2 separate regions of the Homo sapiens genome follow, and region 1 is linked to region 2. Evidence: read pairs that join two places in POLR2A ChIA-PET (ENCODE). Cell type or tissue: MCF 10A. All regions are shown on one strand. Links, peaks and the distances in the headings refer to the core of each region. The heading gives the core; the rest is flanking DNA. Region 1 overlaps AIG1 (androgen induced 1). Region 2 overlaps AIG1 (androgen induced 1).

Region 1 (4,326 bases), core at 327-4,326, 160 kb after region 2:
TTAGCAGAGACACAATTATAGCTAGATAGGAGGAATAAATTCCAGTGTTCTATAGCAATACAGAATGAATATAGGTTAACAATAATTTACTGTTATTTTCAAAAAGCTAGAAGAGAGGATTTTGAATGTTCTCAACATAGAGAAATAATAAATGTTTGAGAAAATATATATGCTAATTACCCTGATTTGGCCATTACACATTATATACATATTTTGAAATATCACTCTGTACCCTGTAACTATGTTAATTACATGTATGTTAAAATTAATTTTCAAAGGTACAAGTAAAGGAAAAAAGAATTAAGTAGCTGGTATACAAAGGAGGCAGGGAAACATTTAAATTTCATGCATATGTATGTGTTACCCATTGAAAATTAAAATAAGTATATACATTTTTTTAAAAAGCTACAAATAAAGCTAATGAAGTGCTAAATAAAATGTTTTATCCTCCTACATTGTCACATGTAGTTTTATAAAACAAAATAGAAAATATGTGATTGGATAAGTAGTAAAACATATATATTTTTAAGCCATAAATATAAATATTAAAATATTTAATATATGAATATAAATATTCTAAAACTATATTTTTCTTGCCTTCATGTCAGCAAAATTACTAAATATGCTATTATAATGGAAAGTTTCACAAAATGTTCGCTCTACTGATAGTAATAATCTAAAAGATCAATTGAAAATAAAATAATCAAAATTTATGCAATTTGAATTTTCAATAAAATACATACATTAAAATACATGTGAGAATTTTTTTGTTCTTGAGACAGGGTCTCACTCCTGTCACTCAGGCTGGAGTGCAGTAGCATGATCATGGTTCACTATAGCCTTGATCTCATGGGCTCAAGCAATCCCCCCACCTCAGCCACCTGAGTAGCTAGGACTACATGTTCATACCACCACATCCAGCTAATTTTTTTTTTTAAGAGACAGGGTTTCACCAAGTTATCCAGGCTGGTAAGAAATTTGGAATGGATTGAGTTCATGTCCTTTGTAGGAATATGGATGAAGCTGGAAACTATCATTCTCAGCAAACTATCGCAAGGACAAAAAACCAAACACCGCATGTTCTCACTCATAGGTGGGAATTGAACGATGAGAACACGTGGACACAGGAAGGAGAACATCACACACTGGGGCCTGTTGTGGGGTGGGGGGAGGGGAGAGGGATAGCATTAGGAGATATACCTAATGTTAAATGAAGAGTTAATGGGTGCAGCACACCAACATGGCACATGTATACATATGTAACAAACCTGCACGTTGTGCACATATACCCTAAAACTTAAAGTATAATTTAAAAAATTAAAAAAAAAGAAATTTGGAATGGACTTATTTCCATATATTTAAAAATGCTATTTTTAAATTAAATATTAAAAACCAATTAGAATTAAAAGCAAGTACAAATTAATAGTTATTAAAACTTTAAATATTATTTAAACAAGAAAATGCTCATTTATTTGAAATGTCATTTTATTACACATTTTATGAAAATTATTCATAATTCCAGCATTTAATGTTCATATTTTAATTGCTAGTCTAAAGGATCAGCATCATGGTTTATCCATTTTGTATCTATAGTTGCACAGATACAGAATTCAAGTAATGTAAATTGTTTAATATTGCAAAATACACATCAGCCACCATGCGCAACTTCTTTTTTCTCAGTAATTCTGGAACTATCAATTGGAACATGAGGAAAACCAAAGAACTGGTCATTTATCACTATTAGGACACAAAATTCATTGTGAAAGAATCTATTGAACTCATATTATCTCTCAGAGGATTTGACATATTAACTAATTTATCTTTTCTCTTTCCTAAATATTTGTGTCATTCAATTCCTCCTTGTGTTTCTAAGTAGTATCTGTCTCCAGGAGTAAGAGTTTTAAGACATCAAAGTGAATCAAGGTAAAATTAAGAGAGGCAAGTCAAAGTTCTAATGGCTGGATACATGCTTCATAAGCCATTTGTTCAAAACATTAAAAATTTAGAACCAGGATCCACAAAGGCTGTGATTCATTCTCTGGCATGAAGGTAATATTGTGCAGTTCAGGCCTGTTAACAATAAGCCAAAGTGGCCGAGACTTTAATTCTATAGCACATGATGCAATTATTTGTTGTCAGCAAAGTCTCTCGTAATGTCAGAACAAGGTAACTGACATCATTTCACATTCAACTGGAGGCAGCAACTTCAAGAGTCTCCCTTTAATACTCACAATTTGGACACTCTAATTAGAGTTATCTAGGTGATATTACTCTTCCTCATATTTGGAGATATCACAAAGGATACTATTTGCACAAGAATATGCTTGCCTTTTGGCCAGAGCCTGCTCCTGATTGAGCACATGACAATGTTTTTTGGTGTAATGTTTGAAGTGATGATTTACAAAGCCTATCTCCATTTACAACTCAGCTCTTGGAGATCAGGAATTTCATAATGTCTTTTTCTTAAAAATACGTACCTAATTATTGACTGGTTTATCTTAGACAGCTGAAATACGCTAAACAGTTTGAAACTAAGCTTCAAAATACCCTGAAGATGTTCCTCTTACATTTTGTTAACTTACTGTTATAAAAGCTATACAATGTAACTGTTTTTATCAAGAATCAATTAATGTTTTGCTTGTTCAGATAAAATGTGGCCACACATTTGAGGCCAGATAGGCCTGGGTTCAAATCCCACTTCTACCATCCTGAGCTACGTCATTTGGGCAAATTATATAAGGTTTCTGAGATTCAGTTTCTTCATTTGTAATTGCGATCATTCCTTATTTGTAGCGCCACTGTGAAAATTTAATGATACAATCACTGTAGAGTGCCTGGCACAAAAAAAATAATAGTAGCTATGTAACTGGCAAAGAATTATGGAAATTGGCTATAGCGAATTCATTCATCAATTTAATAAATATGTATTGATCCTACTGTATGCCAGACAACTGGGCGAAGTGCTTGGAATTCAAAGGCTGTTTTGCACTAGGAGCTTAACATTTTTGTGGGGATACAGACATGCATAATAGAGATATGAAAGTGCTGTGCAAGCACAAGTAACGGAATAGCTAACTTTGCTTGGGGAGTTAGGAATGGCTTCTTAAAGAAGATAGGAACTAAGCTAGCAGGAATTTGTCAGGAAAGACTGAGAAGGGCATTTGGGGCAGGAGATTGCAAAGCCATGGAGTTACGACATGCTTTTCACATTCAAGAAAAGGAAAAAGTTGGAGAAGGCCATAGTAACCATGCCAGGCCCCGTGGATGGCTAAATTGAACTGACAAGACCCAGCTGATATGTTTGGAAATAGACCAGAGGTGCCATGTTAATCCTTCAAGAGTGTGGCTCTAATTGAACTAAAAAAAAATCCAATTCTCTGAGATGTGCCACTTTTGATGAATTGGCTTAAGAAAGAATTGATCAAAACCCTTCAGTACAGTGATGTTTGTTTGTTAGACACACCACTTTTCTTCAAATATACCAAAATTGGGGGCAGAAGGGAAACTGTTATTTTGTACTCAAGACTCATGATTTCCAGCTCTTCCTTCCCCTATAATTTCTTGTGATGGGCTGCCCTTTTCACCAGGAACACCCTGGGACATATTCTAAAAACTGCTGTAACCAAAATGCATGCTTCTTAGTTAATAACAAAGTAGTGCTCAATTCCAAAAACTGAAAGGGAAGATGAAACAAAATTTCACTGCAGAAAATATATCCTCAAATGTTGTAAAATGATGTGGAAACCATCCAAAGCACTGGATTTGAAACTAGTGAGGGCAACATCATGGCTAAAGCACCAGAAAGAATTAGACTGAGAAGAAGGAAAAGGCCTCAAAGCCACAGGCGAACACCCTAACTTGGGAAGAACCCTACGAGGCAAACAATTCCATTGCAAAAGACACTTCCAAATGCCTGCAGCAGATCTCTGAAAGAAAGTCACAGCCTTGCTGCCCATCTGAGGGAAACTGTCCAGCTGCAATAGTTACTTCAAACAAAATCCAGACGATGTGAGGCGCAGGTGGAGCGGAGGGCTGGTGGTGGCTGTGTAGATGGGAATCCATCCTTGGGCTCTGAGGACAAGCCTTCTAATGGCACAGAAATTAAATTCATCCCAGAATTGGCTAATTATATTATTTAACACCACTGACACACCAACCTTAATAATCTGTGGATTCATCTACTACATCGTTTGAATAATGACTCCATTCCATGGGAAGAAGTTTCTATTTATATTCAGTAAATATTACAGTATTCTCTAATTTTAATCTCCCATTATAACCTTCCAAGATTTCATGGCTTTTTAGGCAAATTCTATGGAAGGTCTA
Region 2 (4,406 bases), core at 323-4,322:
AATGCGCAAATCTGGAGTTCCCATCTCCTTCGTGGCAAATTTCCAGATCTCTTTGAGTGCCCAAGGGGCAGACTTCTTGAAGCCCACTCCATGGACGCGCTTGTGAATGTTGATGGTGTATCATCAACGAGGTCACCACCTTGTTGATGGCAGAGTGGCCCTTTTTGTCTTGCCATCCTTCTTTGTGAGAACCATTCTGCCAGGCCCAAGTTGGAAAGGAAGAGTGTAGCGATTGTCCAATCCATTAGCTTGTCTTATCAAGGTTACCCCTTACATCTCTCTAATATGTTGATTTTTCCCATGTGCATCACCAGCATCTTAATTTGTGTTAGAAGCATTTCTGTCTAGAGGACTGTGATAGTTTCTAATTTGTCTCTACATCTATTTTTTCCTCCTTCCATGTCATCCTCACTGCTGCCAGAGTGATCTTTCCAAACCAGAAGTATGAACACACCATATCCCTGCTTTCAACATGTCAAAGGCCTCCCACTGATTTTTTGTTAGAGACCCAAAGTTTCAACAAAGTCTAGAGTGCTCTTCATAGAGTGGCTTCTATCGGTCTCTTTGGCCCCATCCCATATCTTGCTCCTGTTCCTCTTTGCATTCCTGTCACACTGGCTTTCATTTGGTTCCTTGATCTTGTCATGTTCCCTCCTGCAATGTGGGTTTTCACATATTCTTCTTTCTGCCTGTACTGTTAGTTAGCCACCACTTAGAATAATTAGGTTATATGTATCTTTTCTATATTAGCTCAACTGGTACAACTGATCAATTATCACTTACTCCGGGAAAGTCTCCCCTGATCCATCAGATTAGGACAGATTTTTATAAGTTCTTATAGAACTAGGGCTCTCATTCATTTTTAAAGCTCTTTTATTCATACTTAAATTTGAATATCTTTATTTAAATAATATGTTTCTCCCCCTCTACAGTGTAAGTTCGGTGGGGTGAGGGACTGTTTATTTTTACCTCTCCTTGGATCCTCAGCACTTATCAGAATGCCTGTCACACACTAGAAGAATGAATGAATGAATAAAGTAGCATTTAAACTGTGATAGAAAGGATAAGAATTCATTGAGTAAAGATGGGAGGAAAGAACTTTCTAGCCAAAAAAAGGCATGTCTAAAGAACTGAGAACAAGAGAACGCTCCCAGAAGTTCAAGAAGAGAACACTTTTGTTGTGATCAAGGAAGAGAGGGCAGAAGGAGCAGGCAGGTGCCAAACCATGGGTTGATTTTTAAGCCATGGTAAGAATTGTAGACTCCGTCCTAGTGTGCAAATATAAAGTCTTTGAAAATAAATAAATCTGAAATAGATCAGATTGAGCTGAACCAATTGTATCAGAAATGGTAGTGGCTAGGAGAGGAACAATAGCATTGGCAATGAAAATTAGCTGAAAGATTTAAGAACACTTAGACCAGTGTCTATCAAACTGTTGAGTCATGAGTGTGGCGTGCTGGAGATTGTCATGAGAGCTGGTTGTTAAATCTTTAGGTGGTTTGCAAGCTGGTTGGTCAGTAGCTTGAATTCAGCCATGGTGGGAATAGTCACACCAAGGATATGGGCAAATGTTACACATCAGGTATTCCCTCCCTTGCCTCCAGAAGACCTAGCTGGTTGTTAAACATTTGTCAGTAACTCACTGTTACTAGCATTTTAAAACAGTAACAGAAGTGAACAGAGGAGAAAATATTACAGGGCCTTGCATATAATGATGATAAGAATTATTTTGTGAAACTTCTATTTCAGTTATGTGTGTATACCTGTAAAAGAAATTTGACAGGCACTGATTTAACAAATATAGTTAAGACAACATGGTGATTGATTAGATTTAGGCAATGAGGAAACTGAGATGAGTTAAGGATTAATCACAGATTCCTGGCTTGATTAGCAGGGTGGAAACAGCTGCCATTTCCTGAGAGAGGGAATGCTGTAAGGGAGCCTGTTTGAAGGGATGATGAGTTCAGTCTGGACATGTTGAGTTTGAGGTACCTGTAAAATATCCAAGTGGAGATGTTCTGAAGGCAGTCAGTTCTATGGATTTGGACTTTGAAGAAAGGACTGATTTGGCAATACAGGTATCAAGTTCATTGGCAAAAGAAGATTGTGGTTGAAACTATCAGGACAGACTGAGACCCAGGAAGAGTACAGGGTCTGAAGGAAGTGGGCCCATGAAAGGGCCTTGGAAAAGGTTAAGATTTAAGGGATAAGGTCAAGGATGATGAGCCTAAAAAGGAGATCAAGAAAGATGGGCTAGTAACAGGGAAGCAAAATAGAAAAGTGTGATGTTGTAAAGCCAAGGGACAAGTGGTTCAAAGGTAGACAGCATCTATTAGCACAGGGTCTTCATAGAGAATTATTAGAAAACTGGTTTGCCACCAATAAAGTGGAAGGGAAAGCATTTTCAGATTCCAAGTGGTATGTACAACATTCGAATCTACTTTGGATGTTGACTGGGTATAAATGATATATAGTCAGTTGAAAAAATGACATTGTCAAGCTCAGTAGCTCTTTTTGCTACATGGCCAAATTTCATCCTATTCTGTCATGAGTTGGGGTGGTCACTGGAGCCCTTGAGGGCGCAGTGAGGTCGATATATCATCCTTTACTCTTCTAGCTATGTCACCTTTCTATTTTTGAGATTACTTTAAAGAGGATTTAAAAACTTGCTCTATCATTCACATTTAGATAAGGAATTAGGTTGCTTGAGATCTAGGCTATTAGCACTGAAGACACAGACTCATATGCAATAAGAGCTAATTAGCTAACCACACTGAATGCACATGTGCTAAAGGCTTTATATGAGCAGCTCTTTGGAGAAGGTATTGTATTAGTACCATTTTACAGATAAGGACACTGAGGCCTAGACAGATTAAGTAAGTGGAGAATCTGAGATACACATTTCAGCAGTTTAGTGTTCAGCCTGGATGCCAAGCTCCTGTACTGCTCTGAAGGCTAGATGGTGATGGATGGGGACAGGGCTCTGGAAAGCTTTTCTTTTAATGTTTTGCTCAGAACAAAAAAATGATCTAAGTATAAAATCTCCCTGTAAAGTTTTTTTCCCACTGACTATAAAAGTAATTCATGCTCATTATAGAAAATGTGTGAGATACAGAAATGTTGCAAGATGCAAGATAAATCACTTTGGGTGAAGTTTTAACGCAAGACTAAGTGTCTTATAAAACGCAGAGTTCAGAATTTTACAACTTCCCCTGAGAAGGGGGAAGAAATGCTGCAGACATAAAGTAATAAACACTTCCTTCAGAGAAGGCACTGACTTACCTCTTAAGAAACAGTTACATCACATGTGCATTTAACCTACTGGAATTTACTGCATGGCTTGGCAGGCAATGAGCATGTGCCCCAGGGTGGGATAAGATATGGGATGTGCATCAGCTTCTCACCCAGTAGGTTTCTGTGAGCCTCTCATGGTACCTCCAACCTGAAGCTCCTGAAGGACTTTTCAAGGACAGGTTTGACTTTTGGCTCAAATGCTGATTTTAGACCTGGCCCTCTCTTGAGACCTAATGGTCTAATTTTAGAACCATTCTAAAGGTCCCTTGGACCATTGCCTGAGTATTGATTGCATGGAGACTGCTTCTTGCTCCATTTTTGAAAATCTGAAATTCTGCTGCAGTTTCCTAGAGTTCATGCACTCATTCATTTATTCAATGAATGTTTCTTGAGTCTTCACTCTGTGTCAGGTGGGGTGAGCAGCAGTGGGGATTGCGTGGCTGTGAGGGGCTCACAGTGTGTGTGGGGGTCTGCCAAGATTCCTGATGAACAGCCTGTAGGTCCCAGGAATAGGACAAAGGACATCAGCTTAGATGGAAACAGGGCTCAAAATGGTCTCCTTAGTAAAGTGTATGGTAAAGCCAAAAAATTAATGCATCAATTTCAAATAGAAGGAGCCAATCTGAAATAATATTGAAATCATCTCTAACTCAGGTACAAATATCATTGTAGAAGTCCATTTTTGATATACAGTGGGTTTACAGTATTTTTCAAGACAATATTTTAAGGTATAATCATAGTTTAATATTCATCAAAGCTGTCCCAATTTTTTTTCAGTGGAGCTAGCCCAAATGTACAGAATCTGGGAGGTATCTATACATGGGGCAGGCTTATGCATTTGTATCCTGTGCAGTCACACAGGGTGTTGTGCTCAGAAGGGGATCACACTTGGTTTAAGGATATGCTGTCACCATCTTGAAAGTCTTACATCATTTTTGAACAAGGGGCTCTGCATTTTTATTTTGCACTGGGCATCACAAATTTAACTGGTCCCGCCTACGTAGTTATGAGATCAACGATTAACTGGTCCTGCCTACGTATATTTGGGATCAACTCTGAGCTCATCCACAAATTTGTTAGTTCACCTTGGATACTATTTAACTTCATTGAGC

Evidence for each region. ChIA-PET counts read pairs that join two places held together with the same protein. Peaks named below come from ENCODE experiments on the same cell type or tissue, not always from the same donor. Only the 100,000 strongest peaks of a DNase experiment are listed, where the experiment ranks them.
Region 1: POLR2A ChIA-PET joins it to region 2 with 5 read pairs; 4 of 35 experiments call an interaction of 5 or more read pairs at or near these places.

Annotation. Positions count from the first base shown.
Region 1 is chr6:143,165,253-143,169,578 of GRCh38, reverse strand. The region is part of intron 3 of AIG1 (androgen induced 1); the gene reads right to left. Among named protein-coding and RNA genes, the nearest start is that of AIG1, 110 kb to the right of the region's middle. In MCF 10A, for the core only: no CTCF peak of the experiment used is centred there; no DNase peak of the experiment used is centred there.
Region 2 is chr6:143,323,064-143,327,469 of GRCh38, reverse strand. All of the region lies in intron 4 of AIG1 (androgen induced 1), which reads right to left. It also overlaps the pseudogene RPL31P27. Among named protein-coding and RNA genes, the nearest start is that of ADAT2, 130 kb to the left of the region's middle. In MCF 10A, for the core only: no CTCF peak of the experiment used is centred there; DNase peaks (open chromatin) are centred at 1,479 and 1,919.